Linked DNA regions of Mus musculus: region 2 is linked to region 1. The links are chromatin loops, found by intact Hi-C in ENCODE. Cell type or tissue: left cerebral cortex. All regions are shown on one strand.

Region 1 (8,000 bases):
GGGATGATTGTATCTGATATTTAAGACCCAGCAGGAACCCAGAGCCAGAAACTTTGGAAAAGCTGTGAAATCAGGTCATTCTCTGTGATAACCAAAAAGCCCAAGGGTAAAGACTTTCAATTATAATACATGATTGAGATCCAAAGTACAAAGTAGAATGGTGGGAAAAGCCCACATGTATATTTATTAGGTGCATCATCGCAGTTTTAGAGAATTGCCCTGAGCAGAGTTGAAATCAACTCATGAACCACCATCACTGGCTGAATGAACCCTGGGAGGCCCACTAGATCCCAACACTGTTTCATTGCACAGTCTCTGTCTCTGTCCTTGAAGTGTGTAGTTCCTAAACACACAGATTTGAACAAGTACAGAAATCTGGAAGTTAAACAAAACAAAACAAAACAAAAAACAAAAACAAAACAACCAACCAAACAAAAATCATGGAAGTGCTCCTTTAACATGGATTATTCTGGAAGTTGCTACATATTTGAGGAAATTGCCCCAGCATCAGTTATGTTGACCCATTCTAAACTCAAGGTAGCACCAAGTTTCTCCTTCATAGAGGTCCTTGATGTTCCCAGTGTAATTCATGGAATTACATTCAACAGGTTCACTAATATGAACTAACACAAATTGTAATTTCTTCCTAGGAAATAAGTCAGCCTTACTACATGCCATGTCAAAAGCAAATGTGGAAATCCGAGTTACAACACAATAACATATATCACACTATGTCGATTTGTTCCTTTCCGGAAACTGACATGCATGGTTAAACTATTTTAAATTAATTTTAGTTTTAGACACTATCAGAATCTGTGTGACAATGCCTTTAGTAATACTGTAGGAATGGACGGTTTCAGGTTCTTTGAAATGAAGATTAGTACTTGGAGACTTTGAATTAAACTCCTATAAAAGTAATTCAAGGGGAAAATTTCCTTCTGAAGATCTTAGAATCAGCATTTCTCTCAAGTCACACCTGTGAAAAATAATTTCTGCTTTACTTCCATGGATTGAGATCTGGAGTCTCACTTTTGATCTTGTGCTGCCTGCAGAGGCTGTTCAGTGGCCATCCTAGCAGGCCCCCTTTGACTGATGATTTGGTCAATGGGGAAGGTTAGTGAGGTACAATGTACAGGGTAGTCGAGATGACAGATGTTAATAGAGAGGAGGATAAGGCAGAACAGAAGGAATGTGCAGATTCCAAATACTGAATGAACTGACAACTGTGAATCTGTGGCCTAACATAGGCTCTGCTAGGTCAGGAAAGCAGAAAGAACTAAGGCGATTTACCTATCAAATCCAGGACAACAGCTGAGGACCCTTTTTACCTTGGGGAAGATGGCCCAATAAGTGGAATGGGACAAAGTAACTTGTCCTCCTAGAGACTAGATGGTCTTGCTGTTAGCATGATAGTTGCAGGCAGCCCTGACTCCAGGGAGCATCTATCAGAGTCAGGGTTGTGCAAGTCTAGTACTAAGGGAGAAAACTAGCCTTAGATCTAAGATAACAAAGCTTCCCCCACTTAGTGTGTGCTGGACCTGAGCTGCTGGCATCAGGGACAGCCTGGCCTCTTCTGTGTTGCCTCTTTTAGTCTCCTCTCTGTTAGGAGGCGGTGGGGAGGGGAGCTGCTTCCATGCCTTCTAACTTGGTTTTGATCTCAGGAAGGGAAAGCCCCTGCCCCTCTTTGAAGCAGCAGCCAGCACCACTTGTCTCTTCTCTCCTTCCCGCAGGCACTTCTGTTCAGAGTGGTGCCTCTTGCTGGCTCCTTCTGCTTCTGCTCTGTCCCCCTGCTGATTGGGAAGAAAGTACACCGGTGGGGTGATGGTTTCTGAAACTCTTAAAGGAGCAGCTTTATTTCTGTTGAGAATTTATTTAGAATATTGCTTGTATGTCTTTCCCCAGTGAACAGATCCCTCCCTCTAATGAAAATAAAATAGGTAACAACTGATCATAATCCCCATTTAAATGTTAACTGTAGATGTTCTGGATTTGCATAAGTGTTTTTTAAACAGATCAAGCATTAACCCATGGTGACAATCATTATTAGCAATCAAATAGAATTGGAGCATCACTTACTGAGGGCATAATGTATGAAGGCCACAAGTCGGAATGGGACATTTCTTGTCACAGGAAAGACTCACAATCTAGAACAGAAGATAAACAAGAACACAGATAATGTGTAACCCCACTCACACTACTTTTAAATGTTGTAACTCCCATTTCTAAATCCTGTAGTAGCAGCCATATCCTATTGGACTTAACACAACCTGTACCAGTTAACAACCTGATTTGAAACATGGTCTCCCTTTGGCTGTCCATTGGTTGATTTTCTGTCAGTTCACTAGTATCTGTAGAAGACTTGGGTTCGTGCAAAATACACATTGGGTAAAGTCCCACCGAATACAGAAATTGTAGCATCTTGGAGCTTTACTTCTCCATGTCAACAATGTGCTTTCTTCCCCTTACCTAAATAAATAAATAAATAAATAAGCCCTGGGTGTAAGCAATCCAAAGATAGAGCTGTGGTTCTTTCTGTTATATGGTGTACAGCTTCTCTCGTTTAAGGTTGCAATCTGACTTTTTTTTTCCCTCCCCTCCAGGAGAGATGTTAGATCTTGAGCAAATGACCTAGTGGGGACTCCTAGTTCGTCAAGATCAAAAAGCAAGGCTATCTAGATGGTTTTGAGTGTGTGAGGTGATTAAAAACAAATATTCAAATAGGAAAAGGAAAGAGATCAGGATAAGCCTGATGGCCACTAGGGTAATACTTTAGTTGTACAGATGGGAAAACTGAGGCTAGGAGGTTTTGTCAATGTTGTCTACCGCTCTGCTCACTTCTGGCCCTAGGATTTCAGCACAGTGCCAATACTGTACCTTCCCGGTAAGGACAGTAGGAAAGTAATTCAGATGTCTGGGACTCCAAATTGAACAAGCCTTTATAATCCTGTATATCCTTTTTCTCTTGAGTAGATGAGGAAACTTTTCCTTTGAGGAACTCGCTAAAGGAATGGATTCATCCTTTCCTGGACTAGAAGGACAAGCTGGAAGGAGGAGAGGGGTGTGGTTAAGCCCTCCACGTGCAGAGAGACTGTTCTCAAGCCAGAAGGGAGAAAAGCAGCTGGTGCGTGGGATAGTGGGCACACACCCAGCGGTTTTCCTGTTTCTCAGAGAAGGAAAATGCAGGAGGTTTTTGCCCAAAGCTTAAGGTTGGAAGAAACTAGTACTATAACCACTTATCCCAAGGACCACTCAAGGGGACGCCCTTTATCCCTCCCATTGCAGCTTACTAAATCCAGGGCCCAGAGCTTGCTGACCTACTGAGGGACCAGTACTACTTCAGCCTAAGAGGATATTGCAGCGTGAACTCGGCTGGGATGCGCAGCACCGCAGAAATGGTGAAGGTGACCGCCCTGTCCTCCCTGAACACACATGCCCCGTGATGCAGCCCAGAGGGATGCTGGGGACGCAAAAGTTTGATCCAGTGGTCTGAAAAGAATGTCTGGGCAGGGACTACAGGCAATGGCAGCAGGGCGCTAGCCCTTCCTTGCAGCAGTTTGTGCACTCTTTTCTGATGGCAAATACTACATCCCAGTGGTAGGTTGGGGTGAGGGTGTCCCATTCTGCTAGTCTACACTCTGGTACAGTGAGACCACCTTCTGTGTTCCCCTGTCTGGGTCCCAGGACCTCCTCTGGGTCCTGGGCTAGGTCTGAGTCTTCAGCTCTGCAACTGCCCCCATCAGCTGATTTTGACAGGGGGTGGGGGGCATCCAGGAGCAAGGGCGGGCGGGGCTAGCCCCTGCCAGATCCAAGGATGATAACGTGTCTGCTCCATGTCGCGGCTTCGAGCTGTCCAGGCTCCGCCCCCTGTGAGTGTGTAAGTGTGTGATGCTGTCTCGGCCGCCGCCGCCTGTGCAGCCGCCGCCGCCGCTGCTGCCGCCCCGGCTGCCGCGCCGCGCCACTGCCACTGCCTCGCTCGCCCCCGCCTCTGCCGTCGCCACCCGCCAGCAGCCTGCCAGGCGGGCGGCCCAGGCGACCCCAGCTCTAAGCGGCCGCCACCGCAGCCCGGACGCGCTGGGCAAGCGGGCAGCCGCGGAGCGAGTGGACCAGAGCGGGAGGTCAGGCTCTTGCCTGCCCGGTGCCATCGCTTCCGCTGCCGCCACTGCTCCGGAGCGCAGGACTAGGTACCCCGGGCGCCCGCCGCTGCCGCTGATGCGGCCCCAGCACTTTTAACCGGGTAGGAGGGCCAGAGAGCCGCGCCGCCGACCGCAGCCAGAGAGCCGCGCAGCTCAGAGCCGCGCCGACACGCAGCGAGCAGGGACAGACGGCCGCCAGCCGCCGCCGCCCCGCCGCTATGGATCTATTCGACTTTTTCAGGGATTGGGACTTGGAGCAGCAGTGGTAGGTGTTAAAATTCCCCTTCTCTTTTGATGAGCGGGATCCCCGGTCTGGTCTGGGCTTTTCGCCTTTGTTAAGAGGAGCCAGAGCTGTTGTGGGGGGCGCCCCGGACACTCTCCCACTTGCTCCCAGACACCTCTAGCTTTGGCTTCAGTGACTCCTTGGTCGGGTGCTGGGATGGGGGAGGTGCGGGGACAGGGAAAGATGTGGGCAAGAGCATCCCTTTGCACTCCAAGTCTAAAGAGTTGCAGCCGGCCCATAGCAGCTTCAGTGCCACCCACCCGCACAACAACCTCCTGGGGTCTTTTCTCACCAGTGGCTGATTGGGTAGGATCCAGTCTTAAATGCTTTAACTTTCCAGTTGCCAGTGCCTGCAGCCAGTGGCGGGAGAAAAAGCGACAGCCAGGTACCCAGAGGCCACCCTCAGCTTGCTCAGCGGCCACCGCCCACGCTGTTGCCACCTCAATCCCCACCCAGAAAGGCATGGGTCCAAAACCTAATGCCTATCCAGCCTAAGTTCCTCTTCTCAGAGCAGCGTCTTCAGGGGCCACTGCACTAGGGACCTCCAGTCCAGTTGCCTTTAGCGCTTGACTTTCAAGTGGAAGGGTGTTTGAAGTTGGCCCCTAAAGTCTTCAGCTCCGAAGTCAATGAACATTTAATTAGCCTCTGAACCCCCATTGGCTTCCCAGTGGGAGGCAGCCTTAGGTTTGTGTATTGGACACACAGCTAGAATCCCCAGGTTTAGCCTGCTTTAAACAAAATACCGTAAAGTTGCGGAGAGATCCTGAAACATGGTGCAAAGGTGACTGTGGTGGGGGTGGGGGAGCAGAAAGTTCTTTCTCTCTGTGTTGATGTACAGGCGCACATGCATAGTGCTCCTCAGATCTATTAACTTTAGAAAAACTTCACCATTTACTATAAACATTATCGTTCTTTATAAGTCACAATATTTTAATGTACCAGTCCCCCCGCCCATGCCCAAGTGTTTAGATGAGGAAGGAGGCAGCCACAGGAGCAGAGACTTCAAGTGGCACTCTTGCCCTTTAAATGTAGTGAGGATAATCTGTAGTGCCCACCAACAGTTTGAAATCTTTTGCAATGTTCAGACTACTAGCTACTGGCCATGAATGCTGTGCCTTTTTTTGCAGGGATTTCCATTGTCAATGTCATGTTTTAGGCAATTTCCTTCTTTAAAAAAGGGTCAGATGCTTGGCCAATAGCTTCATTATGCCACTCGTGACTGCTTGGCTGCAAACCCAAGATACCTTACATTTTGTTATAGACATTCCAAATAAATTATCAAATATATCAGTATTTATCTATAGACATTTTAAAAACTATGTGGGATTTTATTAGTTGTGAGGAAAACATTATAGTTAAAGAATCTGTTCTTGCTAAAATTTTAAAAATTCCTGAATTTACTGCTCAATTTAATGCTGTATTTCTGAATGCAACATTTACTCTGATATAGTAATCTATTTTGCTGACAATTGATAACCACATCATTATTATCTGCATGCAATTTGTCTAATATATGCTTTAGGTAACACTGCTAATTTAATAGACATTGCTATAATTGATTTAAAGGCTTAGCTGAAAATTTAGGCATATACTAGGAATTACGTTTCTGCACACACACATTCACATATATTACTGTTTTAATTCTAGTTTAATGTTATACATGTGTAGTTGAATATTTAAAGGGGATGTGAACCTTTCTGCTTAATTTCTGTTTTTTAGGAACATGTGTGCCTGTTTCCCTTTAGAAATTCCTATTCTTAAGAAAAATACAAAACCATTTTCCTCCTGATCTGTAACTATGACACATCCATTTTAGAGCATGCTGACCGATTTGGTAGATGTGATAGAAAATACTGATGGAATGGTATAACATATCTGCATAAAAAAGAAAAGCCTGCCTTTCCTTTCTGTATACATGAACCACGCAATTTTCCTTCTTATTGCTTGGTTGTGAAGGGAAAGGTTTCTTATGAATCTGCATCTATATTTTAAATATTTGTAATGTGGTTGTGCTTCTGTATTTTAAGTACCTCCATAGAGAAAAGAAACACAAATACAACCATGGTGCATAAACTGAAAAGCTTGACATCATTCTTAATGATAACCTATACATCCTTCAAACCATAACGCTTGTTATATGTTTACTTCCATTTCATGAAAATAACTAGAGGGCTAAAGCGATGATATGCACTACCTCATGTATGTAGAAAGACAAATGAGGGGTAAGGCATAAAAGTTAAAGAGCTCATTTGCATTGACCCTATTCACTTGTGGAACAACAAGCTTGAAACTATTTCTATGTTAACTCTACCTAGATACCTATCAATAAAATCATCAGGAGAGCTGAAAAAAAAATTAAACCCCAACTCAATTTTCTAACCTTAATGAAGAATGGCTTCACATACACAGGAATATGTATTATTTACAAACACTTGGCTATAGTAAATTTAAAACAAACTGAATGCACATTGATAAACATGCTTAGGACAAATATGCACTCCAAAGAAGGGTTATGAATGCTGCTGCATTGTGCAAGTCTGTGCAGTGTCTGGGAGTGCTCATATGCCTTACAGAATGTATCACTGGGTTTTGCAAACTGCAATGGTAGCTTAATGGGTCATGCTCTGGACCCCATTAAAGGGCAAAGCTCAAGTTCCTTAGGATTTCTGGATGCATGAATAGTGTTCACCTGAGTTAGAATTTAATATGAACCATTCTGTGAAAGAAAAGGAAGGCACAGATGCTTATGTCTGCCAAATACATCATTTTATCTTTTTAAAAGAAGGGAAAAATATGGAGGAAGGAAGAGGAAAGCATAGTTCCTGCTTTTTAAATCATCCCATAGATTTGTCCTTGTTAAACAAGTAAACGAATTCTTGAGGAATCTGGAGATCATGTGGCTAGATTTGGACGTCTTTATCAGCAATGGCAAAGTCATTAATATAAATGTAAAAGCTTACAAATTGTACAGGTTTTCTATCCTGTAAGCACCTACCTCCATAACATTAAAGTACCTCTTTGTAGTATGCCAAATTTCTTTTTGTGAGGCAGTTACCTTTTAATTAAAAAATACAGTGTGTGTGTGTGTGTGTGTGTGTGTGTGTGTGTGTGTGTGTGTGTGTTCACTGGGTAAAAACATAAAGAGATAATTTTTAAGAACAAAAATGTAAAAACTCCCATGATAGCAAACCCCAAATATTAAAAGTAGGTTTTTTTTAAAAGAAATTGTGATACTGGCCTGATTCTCATGGCAAAGGACTGCATCAGTTGTTTGTAGATTTTATATGTTGTCTCACAAGTAGCCTAATTAGAGGCAAGCTTGCAAACGGGCAGTTATACAGGAAGAGACTTAAACTCACTAAACTGTTATATAAATAGAAAGTTCAAAGGTCTATGTGAGGCTGTCAAGGCTGAGAAGGGGCCATGTGCCAGCCAGGCTTCTTCTATTTGGGATGAAGGCAACCCCCAGGGCCTGCTCCAGCAGCTAACACTTTCCCAAGTTTTCTGGACCTCGTGGGGGCTGGAGGAGGGGACCTGCTTTCCAGACAAAAGTGAACTGTTCCAGCTCCAGCCAGGCATGGCTT
Region 2 (8,000 bases), 800 kb after region 1:
ATTACTCCTGTCTAAAGGAAATACAGGGATAAAGTGTGAAACAGAGACCACCCAGAGACTGCCTCACCTGGGGATGGATCCCACATGCGCACATCAAATTCAGACATAATGCTGATGCCAAGAAGTGCTTGCTGACAGGAACCTGATACAGTTGTCTCCTGAGAGGCTATACCAGATCCTGAACAATACAGATGAGGATGCTTGCAGCCAACCATTGGACTGAGCAAAGGGACCCCAATAGAGGAGATGGGGAAGGACTGTAGGAGTTGGAAGGGCCTTATCTGGCATCAATGGGAGGGGATACCTTTGGTCCTGTGAAGGCTTGATGCCCCAGTGTAGAGGAATCCTAAGGTGGTGAGGCAGGAGTATTTGTGTGGGGGAGCACCCTCATAGAAGCAAGGTAAGGGGAGGGGATGGGATAGGGTTTGCAGAGGAGAAAGGAGGAAAAGGGATAACATTTGAAATGTAAACAACTAAAGTATCCAATTAAAAGAAAGGAAAAAAGAGAATGTTTCACTTTTGAATTATATCCTCTAACCTTGTTATTATTCCATGAGTCCTTGAAATGTTTGCCTTATTGATTAGGTATAAATTAAGTGGATTTAAACAGTAAGGTTATTATACACCGTGTTAATTTGGTAAATCCTGGACAATTATTTTTTACTGTTGTGAATATCTACAGCTAAATTAGTTTATATTTTTATATTCCTTCATTATTTGAATGATAAATTTGATGCAAATTGTACAGTGTATCTTGTCATTGTAGCTAGCCTGTGTTTTTATTTTATGGTTCTATGTTGTTTGATAATTTTTTTCTTGATACTCACAAATTACTTTCTTTCTACAAAATTGAGGAAGCTGTACTAGATTATATTAAATGCTTACTAATCTTAATTTCCATAAGATATAGTTTACCCTTTAAAATTCATATTCAATTCTCCCTTAATATTTTTAACATATATTTTCTAGTATTTTTGTAACTTAATTTTTTTCTAAAAGGAAATACATATATGCTTACATTATCTCTACTTTGCCTGCTTTCTATAATTTTCTCTAATCATTTTTAGAATTTCTGTTTCATTTTCTTCAATTATCTAAAGATTGTCATCTATTTCTACCAGTCCTTACTGGTGCTTTAGTAAATCTGATGGTACATTCTCAGACACCATTATTTATAATTTAGTGACAAGCTCTGTAATAATTTTAATTTGTTATCCACTTTGTATATAAAACAGGAAACTCATTTTTATCTTTTCCTGATATTTTCTTCATTAGGCTCATAATTCATAAGAGACAGTTTTGTTGAGTTGTTTGATCAATATCAGATCATAATTTTTGTAAATGTAACTTTAAAATATTAATATTATATAAGCTTAGTTTATCTTCTGTATCCTTATTATTTGTCACAATTTCATGGTGTTTTTATATAGATATCTTTGCCCTCTTTCATTAGTAGTCATCCTTGAGTGAGCAAAAATCTTTTAGTCCAGATGTATCAACAATATATTGTAAAAGAGGGGCCAGGGCAATGACATGGGATAGCAGAAAATCCTTGATTCTTAGTAAAATCCTCCAAAATTCGTAGTTTTACAGGAGAAGATAGCAAGGTGTGTTTTCTTTTATTTCTTTGTATGTATTTTTTTTTATTTATTAGGTATTTTCTTCGTTTACATTTCCAATGCTATCCCAAAAGTCCCCCATACCCTCCCCCCAGTCCCCTACCCACCCACTCCCACTTCTTGGCCCTGGTGTTCCCCTGTACTGAGGCATATAAAGTTTGCAAGACCAATGGGCCTCTCTTTCCAGTGATGGCCTACTAGGCCATCTTCTGCTACATATGCAGCTAGAGTCAAGAGCTCCGGGGTACTGGTTAGTTCATATTGTTATTCCACCTATAGGGTTGCAGATCCTTTTAGCTCCTTGGTTACTTTCTCTAGCTCCTCTATTGGGGGCCCTGTGTTCCATCCTATAGATGACTGTGAGCATCCACTTCTGTGGTTGCTAGGCCCCGGCATAGTCTCACAAGAGACAGCTATATCTGGGTCCTTTCAACAAAATCTTCCTGGTGTATGCAATGGTGTCAGTGTTTGGAGGCTGATTATGAGATGGATCCCTGGATATGGCAGTCTCTAGATGATCCATCCTTTCGCCACAGCTCCAAATTTTGTCTCTGTAACTCTTTCCATGGGTGTTTTGTTCCCAATTCTAAGAAGGGGCAAAGTGTCCACACTTTGTTCTTCGTTCTTCTTGACTTTCATGCGTTTGGCAAATTGTATCTTATATCTTGGGTATCCTAAGTTTCTGGGCTAATATCCACTTATCAGTGAGTGCTTTGTGTGTGATACAGAGAATAAAATTTTTTCTTTTCCGTTTTGCTCACGAAGGATGGCTGCTACAGAGCTGCTTAACACCTACAGTTTTTCTCCCACGTGCTGCAAGTTTACATTGATACAGTATCTGTGAGTGTTCTCTTGTGTCATCTCAATTCTACCTGTCAATTTATTATATTCAGGAATATTTGGGGAATATTTATACAGCCATGCATTCACCCAGATCTTATATCTCCAACAAATGTTTGCCAATTTCCCCTTACAGTAAATTGCTAATTTCAGAGAAACTTGTGCACTACTAGTTGTCTCCCAGATCTGTAAAGATATTTATTCTCCAGTAAAATCACTATACCTTCATTATATTGTTGACCATACATATCACCAATATTAACTGTGTGATTCATGATTCATTATTTCCTCATTTTAATTTAAATATAAATGTTGTTTTTGTCATTTTTATAAAGTTGGTTTCAGAGAGAAAAAATAAAGATGCACTTGCTCTAAAATATTAAAAATTAATGTCTGATGAGACTTTGACGAATCTCTAATGCCTGCTGTACTGTATTTGATGCAACAGATTATATAATTCTTGTTGACTATTCTATTTATTTTTCTTTTATATCCAGTAAAACATTACCCAGACACCCCCTTGTGATTTTACACAGCTATGTAACTGAGACTGAGCTGATAAAATCTGAAGAGAAGCAGTGCTTGGGGTGCAGCTCAGCTGGTAGAGTCATTGCCTGGCATGCACAAGACACCAGGTTTGATCCCTGTGCCCTATAAAATAAAATAGGTGCAGGGGTGCATACCTATAATTCCAGCACTCAGAAATAGAGGCAAAAAGGATCAAGAATTCCATGCCATCCTACAACTGCATAGTGAAAAAAAAAAGAGCACAAGGTATGCCAGTTTGATGCCCAATTCAATACAAATACAAACATGCATTCTGCTTGCTTCTTTCTTCTGCTTGACATGTTGGAGATACCCATGTTAACACAAAATGTTTTTAAATGTTTTTGTTAAAGCAAAAAATTATTTAGCACAGACTTCTAAATGACTTATGAAGAAATTTCTCTCCCCATCTGGTATTAGTCTGGATAGTTATGTAAGTAAAAATCAAATTTATGGTTTCTGTGTCTCTGTCTCTGTCTCTCTCTCTCTCTGTCTCTCTGTCTCTCTCACTCTCTCTTTGTGTGTGTGTGTGTGTGTGTGTGTGCCTTCCTTAGATTAAATACATAGGGAATCAGAACAATGAAACAATGAAGAATTTATTCAGTATAGATTATCACTAGAAATGTTATAAAAATCGTAAAAGCCAAATATCAATGTTGGCTGACCAACACAGAATAGAACAAATGTGTGGCATATTGTTTCATGGAGATGCCATGGCTGTGAGAAGGGAGGAGACTAGTCCTATGGATAAAAAGATAAGAATAAAATAGCCAAGGTTTAGAATTAATGAGCATTAGGAGACACTAGATAAACCTGTGTATATAACATAGGAATGAAGTGAAACAGGACAATTAATGTGAATTAAGGATATGACTGATTCTCAAACAAGTCACATCAAGTTACAAGATCTGAGGAAGAAGAGAAAGTGAGCTGGAAGGAGTGGAGAGAAAAGAAACTTCAGCCTAGATATAATAATATATGAGAGAAGATTAGATAAAATTGAAAAATATCTGACCATTTGTCTGTATCAATCTCAATTTCAATTCAAATTTAAGCTTAATTTGAAGAAAAATACCTCCTACATATTTCATGTTTTATGTGGTTTTCAAGCTGTCCAACCCTTTGTATAAATAAGACTCCACAATGCAGAACTCATGGGAGCTGGAGATTAATTGAATCAGGCAGCTATGAGGTTAAAAGTATAACAGACTATTGCTTGGGGTCATTGCCACCCAGATAGCCAGAGGAGGTCTAGGAAGAATCAGGTAAAGAGGCATCATTATCAAACTCCCCCTTCTAGACAAGGTAGGTTCATGTCCTACCCTGGCTGCTACTATGTATCTGTTTCCTCTCATTTGACATTCACTGAGTCTGTATCTGACATTAGTCATTATGTTGAAAAGATCAAGAAAGACAACTGTTTACCAATGCCTGATAGGAATGAACATGCCCAATTCCACAGAGAACTTTCCATGGCAATGCCTATCATTGTTAGGCCAGACTGTATAAAACCAGCAATTGATTGATTATTTGGAAGGTAATGAAGACTCGGGTAAATGGGCCATCTTCACAGAAATCCTTTTCAAAGATCAGTATCTAATTTTGCATTTGTAACTTTGAAATGTTTTTCTCAAAGAGGCTCCCTACAGGTCCTATAAAACTTGGATCTGCTCCCTTGGAGCCATGTAGCCTGATCAAAAATAACTTTCAGGGTTCGTTGGGTACTGGAAAAAATCATAACTGGATATTTGAATTAAAACGCAGAAAATCTGCAAGACCTTCTGACAGATACTAAAGCTTTCCTTCTGTAACTTGCCTTCTGGAAAACAGAAAGTGGGGCATCTCCATCTGCTGGCAGAACACCAAAACTGCACTATATTCTGTGGACTGCAGACATTGGGCTTTGTTTCCCTTTAAATGAATAGGTAGAATCACTCGGGCAACATCCTATTCAATTGGGAAAATAGGTGGGAGTATTCAGAATCATTCCCTAAAACTGAGTCATCATTTCCATCGTGAAGAATCTGTGCTCAGGCTCTTTTCCAAGGTACTCACTTTCTTTTTTTTTTTTTTTTTAATGAGTATGCCAGTGCACCAGACAGTCCTGCTTTGTATAAACTACTATTAAACTGACCATAAGCATTTTCTATATTTGTACATATCTTCACAGCCAACTGTTGTAATTGCTATATAATCTGTTAATAATGCCCCTGACTGATTTCAGCAGTCGTGTTCACATGCTATCTACAGACTACTGCTATAAATAACACGACAATGGCCCCTTTAAGGTACAGAATTTTGTCTTTAGGAGTAACTGGAACAGTACCGTCTCACAGCCAGGCTTAAAGAGCGGAGGATTTCACATGGCAGTAGCTGTCCTCATTCATAGCTCGGCGTGTACCTAATGGTTGCTTCAACAAATGAAAGAGTGAATGAAAGCAAGTGCCTGTCATTAGTAGATGTCGTGCAAAGCAACTCCAAGGGGTTGCTCTAGTCTGTAGAGGCTATAAAAGCATCCAAGTGTTCCAGTCTTGTTGCAGACATATCTACAATGACAGCAGTCAGAATTTTGGCCATGAAGCTTCTTTCATTGTGCTCTGGCATCTTAGAATTCTAACTCTCTTACCAATATGTACACTTAATCAAATATGCAATCCAGTGAATTATTTGTAACAATTTGTTTCACATATTAAGATTGTATTCTATATCAGTCAGTTATAAAATGTGATAAACTACCTATATGTGTATGTATGATTTCACCTATTGTATTGGTTATAAATAAATATTAGAAAGGAATTTATTAATTTCATGAACCCAAGATATCCAAGTCCCTTTGATAGACATCTCCCCAACAGTCCACATTAATTCTTGATTGTGGCTGGCCAGCAGAGTGATCAGCAAGCAGAGGCAGGATAAAGGACTAAAGTTAAAGACCCTGTGTTTCTAGTTACCATACCATAGGTTTGCTGTATGACCCTCCAGACAGTATACATTCCCTGTACTGTTAAATATTGTACTGCAAGGGTTAGGCTACTTGTTTACTGTGATCATTCTAATAATAGAGTGCTGTGAGTTTATGCAGTCAAATTGTTTTGGACCTTGCAAAGATCACCAGAATTAAAAAATAAAAGGTCTTGAGGCACTACCTTTCATTAAGCCATGAATCCATGTTGTCAATCATTTATATAACAGACGTGGCACAGAACATATGAAAGCCTGTTGCCACCCTAAAAAGGGTGTTAGTCTGGCAATTATTTCTTCAAAGAAGCAGTAGCAAAGGACTGGCTTAGCTAAGTACAGCTTGGCCATGCTGTATTTCCATCAGAATGTACAGGTTACATGACAGGTAACAGGATGAAAATAAAGTACTACAAATGACACCGTACCAGCCCCCTCCCATCAGCCCGAGTTTGAATCACTGAGTTCAAAATAGAGTTCATCATATTATATACCATACTCTAAGTAGAGCCAGGTCAGTGCATAGAGAATTCTAGAAACAAGGCAAGCATGGTACTCACATACAAAAAGTGGAGAGTGTAATAAAGGAGATAGGGCCCTGACACAGTGGGAAATTTCCAAATAGAACTGCCGAGGTCTTAAAGAGTTACAGAATATAGGATAATATTAATTTACATAGAAAGGAAAGGAAAATGGTAGATGAATGGTCTCCAGAAGAAATGTCATATAAGAAGGTCTTTTGGCAGAGTAAGGCTTTGATAAAAAGCAATAGAAAAGGCAGCAGGACATCTGTCAGAAATCATCATGAGAGCAAAAGTCTAAAGGCAGAAAAAGCATGAACACTATGGTTAACCTGAGGCCTGGATTCCTGGCAGGCCCCTCATCTATTAGTAGGGCTTGGAAACACCATGTAATGTTTGCATAGGGTTATATCACAAAGAATCTGAACACAGGGCCACTTGATGATCTGCACTTCTTGAACCTTTAGTTTTGCTTCTCCTAGTGCCATAAGAGCCTCCCAAGGCTGTTCTAAATTTGTCCTATGAATGCACAAGTTATGTGAATATTGGGATGTACTCATTTAAGGTCAATGAGGATGTCTTATTTTGCTTGAGCGTGTAAAATAATGAGCTCTCCAAATGAAGGTTTCCCTGGAACACTGAGGTTCTTCAAGATGGCTGTTCTCCTGCCATAGAATCCAGGGCTCTTCAGCAGGTCTTTTCCCAGTGTTCCTGCTGACAGACCTGATGTTCCCCATATGATCAATGTATATGTGCAACACATCTATATTTTTATTATTGGAGCAATATAATCATTATTACTCCATTACCCCAAACCATTTGTCTATTTTATTTGATGAACTAATCTTTTGGTTGGCTCTTGTACTGGAAGGGATAAGCCATGGAGAACAGGCTATCTTATTGCACCCTACCCTAGACTTGCTCCTCAACCACATATTCCGCAAACCCCATCTGTACAGGATAGAAAAAGGTTTCACAGAAGGTTGACGTATATGATCAAGATCCAGAGACTATGGTGTCTGGTGTCTGTGAACGTCAACAACCAAAAATCACATAGTTCTTTAAGATGCTTACAACTAGACCAACAATGCCAAGAGTGGCCAGTAGATACCATCTTAACTTGTAGTAGTTGAGTGTTAAGAAGGACTAAACAGTAGCATGTGTCCCCATGTTACTATATCTTCCCCAGTGCAGAAGAAACCTTCAGTACCTTGGATATTAGGTAGTTTTGTCTTGAGTAGTAGATTGGAGGGGGACTAGTGACTGGCAAATAGGCATTTCAGATTAAGACCTATTGTATGTCAGTGCTGAGAGTACAAACACTTCTATATCTTGCCATATCCATTGTGCATAGTACCTACTCTCAGAGGCCTACCCAATGCAGGGCCTCAAGAAAAAGAAATGGACATATTGGCTGTTTGACTCCAAAATCTAGACAGTTTTCATTCAGAACTTGGTACAACATCACTGAGGTGTATAGGTGCATGGAAGATAAGACTTGCAGACAGGTACATTT

Evidence for each region. Peaks named below come from ENCODE experiments on the same cell type or tissue, not always from the same donor. Only the 100,000 strongest peaks of a DNase experiment are listed, where the experiment ranks them.
Region 2: a loop joins it to region 1, with 3 times the contacts of the local background. A loop is called at or near these places in 2 of 42 quality-filtered maps.

The regions. Positions count from the first base shown.
Region 1 is chrX:69,356,441-69,364,440 of GRCm38, forward strand. It overlaps Aff2 (AF4/FMR2 family, member 2), which reads left to right and starts at 3,891. Exons shown (of 20, transcript NM_008032.3): 1 at 3,891-4,398. The coding sequence starts at 4,352. In left cerebral cortex, a CTCF peak has its summit at 4,172; DNase peaks (open chromatin) are centred at 3,126, 3,599, 3,878, 4,175 and 4 more places; H3K4me3 peaks cover 2,819 bases; H3K27ac peaks cover 977 bases.
Region 2 is chrX:70,156,346-70,164,345 of GRCm38, forward strand. No RefSeq gene overlaps it. Among named protein-coding and RNA genes, the nearest start is that of 1700111N16Rik, 17 kb to the left of the region's middle. In left cerebral cortex, a CTCF peak has its summit at 4,864 (motif pointing left); a DNase peak (open chromatin) is centred at 4,867.